2 separate regions of the Homo sapiens genome follow, and region 2 is linked to region 1. Evidence: chromatin contacts called from ENCODE Hi-C or POLR2A ChIA-PET data. All regions are on one chromosome and are shown on one strand. Each heading gives the region's core, a stretch centred on a gene start or an enhancer-like site at or near the end of the contact. The rest is flanking DNA. Distances are from core to core; before and after follow the strand shown. Region 1 has its middle 20 kb from the start of ACBD3-AS1. Region 2 overlaps ACBD3 (acyl-CoA binding domain containing 3).

The links. Hi-C counts contacts between places; a loop is a spot of excess contacts on that map. ChIA-PET counts read pairs that join two places held with the same protein, here RNA polymerase II (POLR2A). Pooled maps may share reads with other maps.
Region 2: a map of OCI-LY7 shows a loop between it and region 1 (5-fold over the local background). The contact joins two enhancer-like sites. A Hi-C loop is called at or near these places in 6 of 168 maps with a recorded cell type or tissue (B cell, Caco-2, GM12878 and 3 more), 12 of 37 single-sample maps with no recorded cell type and 11 of 50 pooled maps. POLR2A ChIA-PET finds 5 or more read pairs at or near these places in 21 of 52 experiments (A549, B cell, BJ and 16 more).

The regions. Positions count from the first base shown.
Region 1 is chr1:226,124,619-226,132,318 of GRCh38, forward strand. It overlaps the pseudogene LOC112268255. Among named protein-coding and RNA genes, the nearest start is that of ACBD3-AS1, 20 kb to the right of the region's middle. RefSeq lists an enhancer at 590-884. Within about 2 kb of position 3,098, at least 20 of the 41 ENCODE cell types and tissues checked have a DNase peak (open chromatin) inside an H3K27ac peak, as active enhancers do.
Region 2 is chr1:226,158,122-226,165,821 of GRCh38, forward strand. ACBD3 (acyl-CoA binding domain containing 3) reads right to left here. Exons shown (of 8, transcript NM_022735.4): 3 at 6,668-6,808; 4 at 3,410-3,568; 5 at 1,063-1,237. Among named protein-coding and RNA genes, the nearest start is that of ACBD3-AS1, 14 kb to the left of the region's middle. RefSeq lists an enhancer at 5,732-5,901. Within about 2 kb of position 4,975, at least 2 of the 41 ENCODE cell types and tissues checked have a DNase peak (open chromatin) inside an H3K27ac peak, as active enhancers do.

The DNA.
Region 1 (7,700 bases), core at 1,848-4,347:
TACTTTCATTTTCAATAAAATCTTCATTCCTTCCTTGCTTTGTTTGTGTGTCTCTTCCAATTCTTTGTTCAAGATGCCAAGAACCTGGACACTCTCCACCTTTAACACAGGGGTTGTTTAATTTACCTTTTGCCTTAGAAATATAAAAAGATACACAGTAAAGGTGTGTAAAAGGAAAGGCCTCTTTCACCCTTACCCCACCCCCATCCCTCCCTAAAGGTCCCTGTGATTAGCTTGGTGTGTGTCCAGCCCTCCCTCTGCATTTCACACGGATATGCGAACAGTGGATCAGGCTTGGGTTTGTTTCTTCCAATAAACGGCATCATGCGGTATGTATTGTTCTTTAATGTGCTTTTGGAGACGTTTCCAATCCAGCAAACCCTTTTATCCATTTCATAATATTCCGTAGAATGCATGCTCCCCATCTTGAGGGAAGTTTGGGTTGTTTCATTCTGCTTTGTTAGGACGAATGCCTGCTTTTGTGCACACAGTTGAGTATGGGGCTGGGATTTGAGGGGAAGAGGCTCTGTTTGAGTCCCTGTTGATGTGAGGTGAAGGTGTGTTGGTCCGGCACTAAGCAGGCAGTGGACAATACATGCTGAGCTGGGTTGGGAGTGGACTCTTGGGATTCGGGACTCAAAAATAATGTACGGCCAGGTAAATTGCTGGTTTTGCTTCTGGGTCACAGGAAGGGCTGCGGTCCCCGCAGACCCAGATGCGTCCACTAGATGGCGCCAAAGCCAGTAAGGTGAGGCGCTTGTGACAGAAGCCCCGACTTGCTGCAGGAGTCTGGGCCCAGGGTCTGACTCCTGAGCTCCTAGGAGATGGATGAATATTCTTCCTGCACCGCCAGCTGCCTCGCTTAAACGTGGGGAGGCTGAAGAGGGTGCAAAGCTGGGTGAACATGAGTGATTAGACAGGATGTGCCCTGGCCAAGACAGGGAGCTGAAATTCAGTCTGTGGAACAGGCTGTGATGGCCCAGAGGAAATCCATAGGTGGGAGGAAAACTATGGACCCTGTGCTCCATATTGCCAGGACCTGCAGAGGAACTAGCTCCTGCAGAAGATGCAGGATTTGGACGGGAAGATTGGGCAAGGGTTCTGTCTACTGGGCACTGAAGGTTTGATGGGGACACTGGGATGGTCCCTGCCACCAAAGCAGCTCAAGCTCAGGCAGAGGAAATAGAAACTGGACAAATGCAGTATTTCTTATGGGCACTGCTCTAAGGAGTAATTTGGAATCCAGTAGGGTGATGTAAGTGAAGGTGCTTTGAAACCTCCCAAAGCTCTCGCCCAGGTAAGGAGGTTTGTGGTCCTTGTCACCATTTACCCAGGAAAGCTTCAAAGCAGCAGCGGCGGCGGCGGCGGCGGCGGCGGCAGCAGAATTTCCCTCCTTCCCTCCTGTTACTCTCCCAGCCTCCTCTCCCTCCTATCACTCTCCTAAGTTCAGAGCTGACCCCACTCCTCTGCTACCCATGGTGGTAGCCAGGCCTGTGCCTCTCCTAGCATCAGAAGCTGCCCCAGGCTCCCAGGACTGGAGCTCAGATCTGATTTTGAAAAACTGAATGAATGGGTGAGAGCGGTGGCTTATGCCTGTACTCCCAGCATTTTGGAAGATTGAGGTGGGTGAATTGCTTGAGCTCAGGAGTTCAAGACCAGCCTGGGCAACATGGTGAAACCCTGTCTTTACAAAAAAATACAAAAATTAGCTGGACATGGTGGCACACACCTGTAGTCCCAGCTACCTGGGAGGCTGAGGTAGGAGGATTGCTTGAACCACGGGAGACAGAGGTCGCAGTGAGCCAAGATTGTGCCACTTTACTCCAGCCTGGATGACAGAGCGAGATTGTCTCAAAAAAAAAAAAAAAAAGAAAAAAGAAAAAAAAAAAGCCGGGCACGGTGGCTTATGCCTGTAATCCCAGGACTTTGGGAGGCCAAGGCGGGTGGGTCACGAGGTCACGAGATCGAGACCATCCTGGCTAACACAGTGAAACCCCGTCTCTACTAAAAATACAAAAAATTAGCTGGGCGTGGTGGCGGGCACCTGTAGTCCCAGCTGCTCGGGAGGCTGAGGCAGAAGAATGGCATGAACCTGGGAGGTGGAGGTTGCAGTGAGCTGAGATCGCGCCACTGCACTCCAGCCTGGGCGACAGAGCAAGAATCCGTCTAAAAAAAAAAGAGAGAGTCCCAGTGCTAAAACTGAGAGTCCTGGGCAAACTGGAACAATTGATCACACAATAAAGTGGGGGTTCTTGGGCTGGGTATGGAGGCTCATGCTTATAATCTCAGTGCTTTGGGAGGCCAAGGTGGAAGGATTGCTTGAGCCCAGGGCTTCAAGACCAGCCTGGACAACATAGCAAGACCCTATCTCTACAAAAGAAAAAACAAGCACACACTTGTAGTCCCAGCTACTTGGGAGGCTGAGGCAGGAGGACTGCTTAAGGCCAGGAGGTGGAGGTTGCAATGGGCTATGATGGCACCTCTGCACTCCAGCCTCAGTGACAGAGCAAAACCTCATTTTGAAAACACACACATGAGGGGCGCTGGGAATAGCCGCTCATGTCGGCTGACGGAGCGGTGTGGGGCCGCATGCGAAGCTGCCTCCGCGCCTTCCCCGAGCGGCTGGCCGCCTGCGGGGCCGAGTAAGGACTTCTGCGCGCGGGAGTTCGAGGCCCTGCGGAGCTGCTTCGCCGCCGCGGCCAAGAAGACGCTGGAGGGAGGCTGTTAGGAGGGACTCTGAGCTTCACACCTGTCTGCTGCCGTGGTTGCAGAGCCCTAGTCCTGATGGCCCCCGGTGGCATACATTGAATGCCTAGGGCAGAAAGGAAGTGGGAATGGCGAAGATGTGACGTGCCTCGGTGTTAGATACTGTTTCTTCTTAACAAGTTGAGGCGTGGGTAGAGCAGGAACTGGTTTTCCAGCATTGTGTCCGTAAACCTGAGTCAGAATAAGATGTAACAGAAGCCAGATAAAGACTCTGTCAAATCCTGCAAAAAAAAAAAAAAGAAAAAAAAGAAAACACACACACACACACATGCACACAATGCATAAAGTGTTTCTGAAACTTTGGTGTGCATGAGAGACACCTGGGGACTTACAAAAACACAGATGGCTGGCCCCACCCTAGAGTTTCTAATTTAGTAGGTCCAGGGTGGGGTCCGGTAATTTGCATTTCTAACAAGTTTCCTGATACTGCTGCTGTTGCTCTTGGTTGGGGCCCAAACTTCCAGAACAACTGGTCTGAATGAAGGGCTGGGTCCGGGACCTGCAAGTCCCACTGTGCTGCTTGCCCCGGTACCTCCTCCTAAGTCTGGCCCAGCAGGAAACGGAGCGCGGGTCAAAGTCCTCTCACAGTCAACCAGGAGAAACCTGTGTCTTCCTGGCAGGGTGGCTGGGTGCTATGGAAACAAGGCTCAGCCCAGAAGTGCCCAGCCTCCTTCCCAGAAGCAACTTCAGCCTCTAGGGGAGGAGTGAAGTGAACAAACAAACGGAAGGGCAGAGCTCAGTTCCTGGATGGAAGCGGCACCTGCATGGAAGCGCCCTCAGCAACCTCAGGGCCCAGACTTCCGGGAAAGTCTCACAGGGCCCCTGGCTTGAGTTTTGGAGCTGGAAGGGAACTTTGCAATCTTGGTTCAACTTTTTGTTTTATTTTCTGAGATGAATCCTCGCTCTGTTGCCCAGGGTGGGGTGCAGTGGCGCAATCTCGGCTCACTGCAACCTCCGCCTCCCGGGTTCCAGCGATGCTCCTGCCTCAGCCTCCTGAGTAGCTGGGATCACAGGTGCCTGCCACCACGGTTGGCTAAATTTTGTATTTTTAGTAGAGATGGGGGTTTCACCATGTTGGCCAGGCTGGTCTCGAACTCCTTACCTCAGGTGATCCGCCCACCTCTGCCTTCCAAAGTGCTGGGATTACAGGCATGAGCCACCGTGCCCGGCCCAGTACATCTTTTAACTGGGCTGTGAATGACACGACTTGCTAAGACCTGCCCACTAAGAATGAGCTGCAGCCAGCACAATGTTGTCCGCTTCCAGCCACTTTCCTAGATACTCCTCCATTCCTCAGATTCCAGCCCCCACCCCAGCCTGGAACGCCCACAGTGCTTTTATCACAGCTCTTAACTCCACTTGGTTCCCCAAAGCTATGAGCCCACATACCACCTCCCAGGGCTACAACACTTTGGGTTTCTCAGACACTGTCAACACTAAGCAGCATGAACTGCAGGACACACAGGACAGCTGGAGAGGGGCAGTGAGTCACTGTGTCATAGTCCTGCCCAAATTCCAATGTTGAAATTGCAGAAGCCTGGGGCCCACCCTAGAGAATCTGATTCAGCAGGTTGGAGGGGGGGCCCAGGCACTGATATTTTCAAGAGCCCTGGGTGATGTGGATGCCGATAGCACTGGCTGCATGCTGAGAAACACTGCCGATAGCATCATCTTCCACAGAAGGCCACCCAGGAAGAGATGATGAGGTGACAGAACTTCATCACCCAACTCAAGAAGGCTTGGGAGGAAGGGGTAATTTATTGGTTCTAAGCCCAGACCATGGACAAAACAGAGTGCTATGGTTCAAATGTCCCCAGCAATGTTCATGTTGAAATGTAATTGCCGTTGTGATGGTGGCATTGGCAGGTGGGGCCTTTGCAAGGTAATTAGGTTATGAGGGCTCTGCCCTCAGGAATGGATCCATGCCATCATCTCTGGAGTGGGTTCTTGATAAAAAGGATGATTCTGGACCACTTCCCTCTCATGTCTCACATGCTTACCTCTGCCTTCCATCCTTCTGCCATGGTGGGGCCCTCACAAGATGCTGGTGCCATGCTCTTGGACTTTCCAGCCTCCAGGACTGTGGGAAATCAATTTCTTTTCCACCCAGTCTGTGGAATTCTTTTTAAAATTTTTTATACTATTATTACTATTATTATTTGAGATGGAATCTTGCTCTGTCAGTCACCCAGACTGGAGTGCAGTGGTGCAATCTCCGCTCACTGCAACCTCCGCCTCCTGGGTTCAAGCAATTCTCCTGCCTCAGCCTCCCAAGTAGCTGGGATCACAGGTGTGCGCCACCATGCTCTGCTAATTTTTGTATTTTTAGTAGAGACGGGGTTTCACCACGTTGCCCAGGCTGGTCTCCAACTCCTGGGCTTAAGTGATCTGCCAACCTCAGCCTCCCAAAGTGCGTGAGCCACCGTGTCTGGCCCACTCTGTGGAATTCTGTATGGCAGCAGGAAATGGACTAAAAAGCAGTACAGAGATGTCACTCGGCTTCATGCACAATGGGAACTGAGGCCTGGGTTCTCCGGTCTCTCCAGGCTAATTTCCCCACCCAGCTGGGAACAATCACCCACAGGGTCCATCTTCCACCAGAGGAACTCACTCGCTGCCAAATTTAAAAACCCTGGGAGACAGCCAATTGGGTTAGGTGCTTCTTCCTGGACCAGTGAACTGTGATCAGGTGAGTGGGCCCCACATGGGCCAGCTCTGGGTCAGTACCACTCAGGGTCTAAGGCAGGGAAGGGTGGTGGAGAAGGGGTAAAGCCTCACCAGTTTTATTGTTTTTTAAAAACAGTTGGCCAGGCACAGTGGCTCACACCTGTAATCCCAGCACTTTGGGAGGCCGAGGTGGGTGGATCATGAGGTCAGGAGTTCAAGATCAGCCTGGCCAACATAGGGAAACCCTGTCTCTACTAAAAATACAAAAATTAGCTGGGCGTGGTAGCACGCGGCTGTATTCCCAGCTACTCGGGGGGCTGAGGCAGGAGAATTGCATAAGCCTGGGAGGTGGAGGTAGCAATGAGCCAAGATCTTGCCACTGCACTCTGGCCTGGGCAACAGAGTGAGACTCCGTCTCAAAAAAAAAAAAAAAATTAACACATAAAACTTGTATATATTTATAGTGTACAACATGATGTTTTGATATATGTATACACTGTGGAATGACTAAATCAAGATAGTTAACATATCCATTCCATCTCCAGAACTTGTTCCTTCTAACTGAAACTTTGTATCCTGTGACCAACATTTCCCCACTGCCCCTAAACTCCCTTACCAGATTATTGGTTTCCTTCTGTGGAGGCTGCTCTCTACCACTAAGAGTCTGGGCTGGAGACTCGGTGTGGTAGCTAGTCTCTAAGGTGACCCCATAATTCTTGTCTCCTGGTATTCACATTCCTATGTAGTGCCTCCTACATTGAGCAGGGATGACCTGTGTAATGAATAGGATATTGCAGAAGTGACAGAGTGTGTCTTCCAAGGCTAGACCATAAAAGACGTTGCCGCTGCTTCCTGGCTTTCTTGGACCACTGGCTGTGGGGGAAGCCAGCTGCCATATTGTGAGGACACTCAAGCAGCGCTATGCAGCAGGGCTGGGACCAGGGTGAGGTGAGTGAGGCACTTGCCTCAGGCACAAAATGTAACAGGATGCCAAAAAAGTCAGTAATCAAGATAGATAATGCAATATTTTAAAAATGAAAATGAAAACAAATCTATGATGAAAAAATATTGAAACTTTACTTAAAGATGGTCTCAATAACAGTACCATGTTGAGCTGTATTGGAGCCTGACCAATAGGAAAAATCAGTGATGCTGGTCCTGAAAGCAGGTATAGGAACCCACCAGGAGTTTGGGAGGTCATGGTCCCAGGACTGAAGACTTACTCCCTTAAGAGGTGACTGGACATGGAGAAGAATGCACACGTGTTCTCCTGGCTCCAGTAAGAAGGCAAACCCGGGGCCAGGTGCGGTGGCTCATGTCTGTAATCCCAGCACTTTGGGAGGCCAAGGGAGGTGGATCACCTGAGGTCAGGAGTTCCAGACCAGCCTGGGCAACATGGTGAAATCCCGGTCTCTTCTAAAAATACAAAAATTAGCCGGGCATGGCGGCACATGCCTGTAGTCCCACCTACTCGGGAGGCTGAGGCAGGAGAATCGCTTGAACCCAGGAGGCGGAGGTTGCAGTGAGCTGAGATTGCGCCACTGCACTCCAGCCTGGGTGGCAGCGCAAGACTCTGTCTCAAAAAAAAAAAAAAAAAGGCAAATCCAGTAGTGCCTCAGACCTAGGGGTTCAGCTGTGGGCCCTGTGTAGCAGGATAAGAAGGGTGCTGAGTGGAGGGGTCCACCTAGCTCAGTTTTCTTGCAGCTAAACCTCAGCAGGCCAGTTCCAGGGCCATGATGACCATGATCACCATCATGCATCGTGACGACCACGCCTGTCGAATGCTTATCATCAGGTCCTCTGCCCGGCACCTTCCATGCATTCACTCTCCACTCTTCAGAACAACTTTTGAGATAGGTTCTGTTATCAACACCATTTCACAGATGAGGAAACAGAAGTTTAGAGAGCTAAGTCACTTGCCCAAGTTTTCAGAGTGAGTTATGGAGTCAGGATTTGACCTCAGGCAGTTTGACTCTGGAAACCTTCATCTTAATTTCAGTTGGAGATCTGGAGCCAGACAGCCCTGAAATTGACTCTCAGGTCTGCCAATTATTTGCTCTCTATAATCTATATTGGGTAAATGGCTTGACCTCTTTAAGGCTCAGTGTCCCGCTCTGTAAAAAGGGGATTAAAAGTGAAAGCGTGTTGAAAGCACTTAGCACTGCAGTTGGTAGGAAGTAAATGCTCAATGTGCGCCTCTGTGATTATTCCAGAGGGTGGAAATGAACATAAGACAATAGCCCCCTGCCCCGTCACCCCGCATTGAC
Region 2 (7,700 bases), core at 3,725-6,224, 35 kb after region 1:
TGCTTTTTAACTTCTAACTGATGCCAAAGACTCAGGAGAAAAGGTTGTTTAGTAAGAATACACATTTTCAAGGAATTTAAAGAGTTTGGCAAAAACAACAAAGATTATTTCATGCAGTAAGAAATGCTGAGCAACTATAATGTAACACTTTTCTTCACTCAGATTTTTTGACAGGTGGTAACTGCTTTATAAGTGAAAATTAAGTAAGTTAAACTAAGCTACGTTAAGTTTAAGGAGGTATTTTATGCCTGCACAAGATGTAAAAAATGAATGTAAAATTAGTGTCTTCTACAAGTACAAAAATCGTTCACAGGGTAACTCTTTTCTCATTTGACTCCTCTGATAGTCCTGTGAGGTTAACAGGACAGGTGCTTTGATTTTATATCCTATTGTTACGGACTGAAAGAAAGAGCAGAACAATCAGAGCAGTAATAACTTGTCTGAGATCAAACAAGGTAATGTCAAAGCCCAAAGAGAATCCAAGTGTTATGAGACTCCCAGTCCCATGTTCTTTCACCTAAACCAACCTCTCCTATGTGGAAGCAAAATACTTGGGGGCAGGCAGTTGGAGGAGGAATAGCAATGTGCTGTTATGAGCACTGCCTAACTATGGTGCCTAACACAAAGTCAAATGGACCCAATCTAGCTCTGCAGAACCAGCCCATGGTCTTAGGGCAGGGGAGTCCTCCCACTGGAGGCTGTCCAAGCCTCTGACAATGCACTGCCTGAAGGACATCTCTGAACTATGGCTAGTTACTCAGGTCCTCATGTTCCAGGACCACTATTAGGGTCTATGCCAGACTCACAGTAAAGACACTCAACCCATACAACTCCCAAATACCCTTATGACAATATAACATCATCGGTTGCTTCGATAACACATATTTTCTCTCACAATTGCCTGTGCAATTCTCAAGTCTGCCTAAAAGATCACCCAAAAGTTACTTTACACCTTAGAGGCTAACTAATGCAAAATTCATTTGCGACTGTTAAAAAAGAACTTGGGTTCCAATGAAACTAAAAACTCTCTCTAAGGCTGAATTCTAGGGTTGTCTATCGTACCTGTTGCTGTGCAAGCTGGACTTGATACAACTGCTGCATGTACTGCTGATAGTGTTGCTCCTGCAACTGGCGGATGAGAATTTGCTGCTGTTCGTAGTTCCCTGGATACTGTTGGGCTGCATACTGCTGGAACTGCACGGCAGTCTGGGAGTTTAAAGCTGCCATTATCTGCTGCCTAAAAACATTAAAAATATATATACTAGTCTGGCTACAGGAGATTGTTCATGACAAAATAAAATGTCCTTATTACTTACTTTTACAGTCTGTAACTCTTAAAAACAACTAAGCTAGTAATGTACACCAATTAGTATGTGTTCTGGGTCCAGAAGAAAGATTTAAGAAAATAAGCCTGGCCTCTAATTTTTTACTTAGGATTTTCCAGGAAAATTCGGGATGGAAGATAAGCATATGATCATCATCATCATGACCACCATCATAATTATTAACATTTATTGTGCCCTTACTATGTGCCATGCAGTGTTGAAAGTACTCACACATACTAACCCATTTAGTCCTCACAACAACCCTCTGACAGAGGGTTCAGTAACTTGCCCAAGACTATACTGCTAGCAGATGCTACAGCCTGATGCAAATCCAGGCAGTTTGGCTCTAGAGCTACACTAATTTACCACGATGCTTTAAGATGATGGATTGTCATCTCTGACATAGATGAGGTATTTAACTGTTGGCTATGGCTTCTGTACCTAAATACATAAAAAACAGTAAGAGGCAGAAGAATAGCTGGAAGATGTTACAGGTGGCCCTGGTAAGTATAAATAAAGCCAGTGAAAAATTAAGGGTCCACAGCATTTAATTTAAAGCCTGTCTTAATAGAGGAAATACTGAAAATATCTTGGCATGCTTAGTTTAGAGATACTCATATTCTTTTATAGATAAACCACATGCTTCTTCTTTTTTTTTTTTTTGAGACGGAGTTTCACTCTGTCACCCATGCTGGAGTGCAGTGGCGTGATCTCAGCTCACTGCAACCTCCACTTCCTAGGTTCAAGCGATTCTCCTGCCTCAGCCTCCCAAGTAGCTGGGATTACAGGCACCTGCTACCACGCCTGGCTAATCTTTATATTTTTAGTAAAGACGGTTTCACCATGTTGGCCAGGCTCGTTTCAAACCCCTGACCTCAATCAAGTGATCCGCCCGCCTCGGCCTCCCAAAGTGCTGGGATTACAGGCATGAGCCACCACAGCCAGCAACCACATGCTTCTTAACTTACTTATGTGACCAACTTAACAGAGACCTCAAAGCCATCTATTAATAGATAACAAAGCAAAGCCTCACAAACTCCTACATACAGCACAACATTCGATCCACCTAGGACAACCTCCCCCAAAAAAGAGCTGCATTCATAGTCTTTCTCCAAAGTTGAATGAGGGCCTGGATTAGTTTGAGGCTAGCACTAAACCTTTTTCTGAGGAACTACCCAGAAATAATGAGAAGAAATCAATGGACTCTCATGTTCTCTGGTTTAACCTACAAGCCATGCCACCCCTACAAACTCAGACTTACTTCCCAGTGTTTTATGGGTGTTAATCACTGCCTCCTTGTACCCACAGCTCCCTCTTGAAGAACCTGTCAGTCTCTGAGTCTCAAAGCCCTTACTGAGTAAGCAATAGTTGAAGCCTCCAAATCTTGTACTAAGGACTATAAATGGATATCTGACATAGACTGGACCAACAAGATTCTCTGTCCTGGGAAACTGCAACTGGGTCTCACAGATTCCAGCCAGTCTCTGTCAGATGCATGGAAACATAGACCAAATAAATCCTCGGACAGCCTTGCATATGCCAAAGCAGACAGTTGACAATTTGCAGAGAGCAAGGATGAAGCAGAGACATAAGCTGAGAGAAGCAGAGACAAGAAACAGAGAGCGCAACCAAGCAACCTCAGCTCCTGCTTCCAATCTCTGGGTTCTGCAAGTGAACCCCCAAACCTTCTAATACATTCCTTTTTTTTTTTGAGACGGAGTTTCACTCATTACCCAGGCTGGAGTGCAATGGCGCGATCTCGGCTCACTGCAACCTCCACCTCCTGGGTTCAAGAGATTCTCCTGCCTCAGCCTCCTGAGTAGGTGGGATTACAGGCATATGCCACTGCGCCCAGCTAATTTTTTGTATTTTTAATAGAAACAGGGTTTCACTGTGTTAGCCAGGATAGTCTCCATCTCCCAACCTCAGGTGATCTCCCAACCTCAGGTGATCTGCCCGCCTCCGCCTCCCAAAGTGCTGGGATTACAGGCGTGAACCACCACACCTGGCCCGCTCATTTCTTATTTTTATTCTATTTTTTTTCCATTTCTCATTTTAAAACATAAGCCACATAATAAACTTACTTTTGCTGCTCCAACCGAAGCCTTTCTTCTTCTATCCGTCTCCTTTCCTCTTCCTCCCGTCGAAGCCTTTCCTCTTCTTCTCTCCTACGTTTCTCTTCCTCCTTTTGCAGACGTTCTCTTTCTTCCTCTTCACGCCGCCTTCGCTCCTCTTCCTCCTTCCTACAAGGCAAAGATAGAGAATGAACCCTATACGTTGAATCCTGTTTAAAAATAAAACTTTAGCTCCCAGGGAAAACTGACATGACCTTTTTAGAGAACAATGTGGATATATACATCAAAATTTAAAATACATACACTTTACTAGCAGAAACTTATAGGGAATCAATCGCACAATATACAAATCACATCAAGAATAATTATTGTTGCACAGCAACAGAAATGTGTCCATCATAAGAAACTACTTAAGTCATTATGATATTCCTATACCCTGAAGGATCCCCTCTAATATATGCTCACAGCACTAAAAGCTTTTCCTTCATAATACCTGCTGTCATTATAATTAAATTTGTGTGATACATTCAGCAATAGATCTGCATTACCCATTAAACTAGATGCTCCATAGGGGAAGAGACTGCCTATCTCACACCACGACATCCTCAGGGCTTAGCACAGTGCTGGAAAGAACAAGCACTCGACAAACGTGTACAGAAGTAAAAAATCCACCCTGAAATATCGCAGAGCCAAAGGATAGAAATACATTGCCTAATATGTAAAGACATGTAATACACTTGCTTAATGAAAAAAAAAAAGGTGAATACAAAGGAAAAGATCTGGAAGGACATACCCTAAATTTATCAGTTATTATCTATGCAGAGGAGAGTGGAATTAAAAGAAATGTGGGAAAAAAGATTTTTTTCAGTTTGTGTTTCATATACTGCCATAAATGAAAATTTTATATTGCATATATTTGTGTATTATTTCTGAAATTAAAATTTTTTGTAAAGCTTTTAATTTAAAAAAGAACGGTTAACCTCTCAGGGCAGCCCTTGCCCAGCTTTCACCCACCCCACAAGACCCTTCCAAAAAGAACAGATCCTATTGTGCTAGGAATGGACATCTTCCGGGTCTGAGAGTGGTATGGTGTTCAGGGAGCCTGCAGACAGGATGAAAGGGAAGATTTCTAAGGAGTATCAGATAAGACACTATTTCATAAACCTACCACGAGAATTGTCTGGGCTACCTCACCTTTCTCCCCTCTAACTCCTATAAGTGATTAACAACTACCTGAGCCACAGCCAAGTCTCAAAATATTGTAATAACATGACCTATTTTTTTTTTTTTTTTGAGACAGGGTCTCACTCTGTCACCCAGACTGGAGTGCAGTGGCACATTCTTGGCTCACTGCAACCTCCGCCTCCCAGGCTCAAATGATCCTCCCACCTTAGCCTCCTGAGTAGCTGGAATTACAGGGACCTGTAACCACATCCGGCTAATTTTTGTATTTTTTTTTTGTAGAGATGGGGTTTTGCCACGTTGCCCAGGCTGGTCCTGAACTCTTGGACTCAAGTGATCTGCCCGCCTCGTTCTCCCCAAGTGCTGAGATTACAGATGTGAGCCACCACAGGCGTGAGCCACTGCACCCGGCCATGACCTACTTTTAATGTGTCACAGCTGGTACAGAGCAAGAAGGTTCACAAGCCAGAGCTTAAGCTTCAGGATAGATGAAGTCTACTCTTAAACACTTTAAAATAATTCTATGTGGACTTTATCCCATGACAAAAGTATATTTTTAAAACGAAAACGCAGCTCTATATGTTGAGTAGTAACTTTTGACAATGCTTAAGAGAAATATGCATATATATCATTAAAATAAGAACTTAAAAAGCAATATATAGATACTTCTACAGACACCCTAGCGATACCTGATTGATCCAACATCACTACACAATGGACTGTAGGACATAAATCAATTTTCCAGTTAAAGAAATCTCATTCTTTTCTCATAAGAATCAAAACCTTTCCTTTAGATTAAAAAAAAAAATTTCTTTGGATAAATATCTTCTGAAAATGTAATCAAGCAATTTCCTATTATCTTAAATAGGAATAAATCATATCTAATGTTCCATCTCTTGATAACTCAGGGGTTACAGCTGTAAACATAAAAATTGTACATCATACTATTGTAATGGAGAAGTTTACCTTCATATTAAATGACCCCTGACTGCCATGCTTTTATAATTCTCGTGTCTATTTTTCATGCTTTCTATTATGTCCCTAATTATCAAGCTATTTTCTCTTCTAATCTGTTATTTCTAATCCAGGTTAAGGTAGGAAACCAGAGAATCAATTGTTTTTAAAGAATAACATCGGCTGGGCAAGGTGGCTCATGCCTGTAATCCCAGCACTTTGGGAGGACCAGGCGGGTGGATCACCTGAGGTCAGGAGTTTGAGACCAGCCTGGCCAACATAGTAAAACCTCATCTCTACTAAAAACACAAAAATTAGCTGGGTTGGTGGCAGGCACCTGTAATCCCTCTCCCAGCTACTCGGGAGGCTGAGGCAGGAGAACTGCTTGAACCCAGGAGGCAGAGGATTGTGTCACTGCACTCCGGCCTGAGCAATAGCAACAGAGCAAGACTCCATCTTAAAAAAAAAAAAAAAAAAAAAAAAAAAGTATAACATAACCTGAAGAAAAATTGGTTTTGTAGCATCATTTTCATCACCTAAAATTTTAGATAGTCAAAATTGATGAAAATATAGCCACTAGAAAAATAAGGTGTAACTATAATTCTAATTCACAACTACAACAGAGAATCCCATAAGCATAAACAGCACATTCAGTAGCTCCTCCTCCAAAACTTGAAAATAATCAATAAGCCAGCTGGAAGCCAAAGCCAACATGAATGTCTATATAAGGTAGCATAGTTGCAAACCATGAAATGGAGCATGAGGATTCTAGAAGCTCGAGGGAGACTGCAACAAAGGGTATGTCAGACCAGAGGATAGGGAGGAGGGAGTGGTTGAGTTTATGGTGGGGCTTATTCAGAAACTTAGTGTAATAAAACAAAAGGAAGGCTGCCATGATGGATGGGAGGTTCCTTTTAAAGGCACGGCCAGTAGGAAGCAGTCCTCCCTCCCCCCAAAACTTATAATACAAGTACCTGTTCACATCAGGAAGTTTGAACAATTGCCACAAGAAATGGGGATCCAAGGAAAGCAAGACACCTGATCTAGAACTAGAACAGACACTCTACAAAACAAAAGCATCAGTACACTGGGCTGCGCAGCAATAAAGTATTCCATGCCCTCAAACTTCACCTTTTTTTTTCTTGCTCTTCCTTCTCTATTTTGTGGGACGCAACATATGTTGAAAAGAGATGGCAACACCTATTTAAGAGCTTGACAAACTCCACCATGGCATCCTCTTTAGACATGTTTCCCAGGGCTGCCCATTCTCTCCTGTAAGGAATAACAAGAAAAGTTACCTCCCCTTCTTAGTAGAATGAGAACTTTTAAATTTAAACCTAAATATGAATAATTCTCAATTGTAAGTAAAATGAATGATTCTATTGGGAGCAAAAGGCTCAAAACTTCAAGTTTTAACAAGTATGTATTGATTTACTAAATTAGATACGCCACATACAATCCAAACAACTGCATTGCTGATGATTCCCATATAGCAAAAGAGTATCAATTTTTCTTTTTTCTTTTTTTTTTTGAGATAGGATCTCACTCTGTTGCCCAGACTGGAGTGCACTGGTGCGATCTTGGCTCAGCAGAACCTCTGCCTCCCAGGCTCAAGCGATTCTCCTGCTTCAGCCTCCCGAGTAGGTAGGATTACAGGCATGTGCCACTACCGCCGGCTAATTTTTTAATTTTTAGTAGAGATGGGGTTTTACTATGTTGGCCAGGCTGGTCTTGAACTCCTGACCTCAAATGATCTACCCACCTCGGCCTCCCAAAGTGCCGGGATTACAGGCATGAACTGCCGCACCTGGCCTATTTTTCTTATATAATATTTGAGCCTTAATTAAACAAAAATACTCAATGTATTCTTTTTTTGTCACAATTTTTTTTATGCCTCAATAAGGGAATCAATTACTATATATTTTAAATGGCTACTTTTAATATTATTTGGGAAGAATCAAATGAAGCTCTACTTGTCTTATGTTCATAAGCAGATGAATACAGTTCTTCCACAATATTTAACCATAAACATCTCTAAGCTAAAAACAGATAAATATCTGAAGACTCCAGAAGCTGCAAGCAAAAATGTTCAGTTCTTATCCTAAGCTAATGAACCAGCTACTTACACCTTAACCAATACACATTGTACCCTTTGCCAACATTA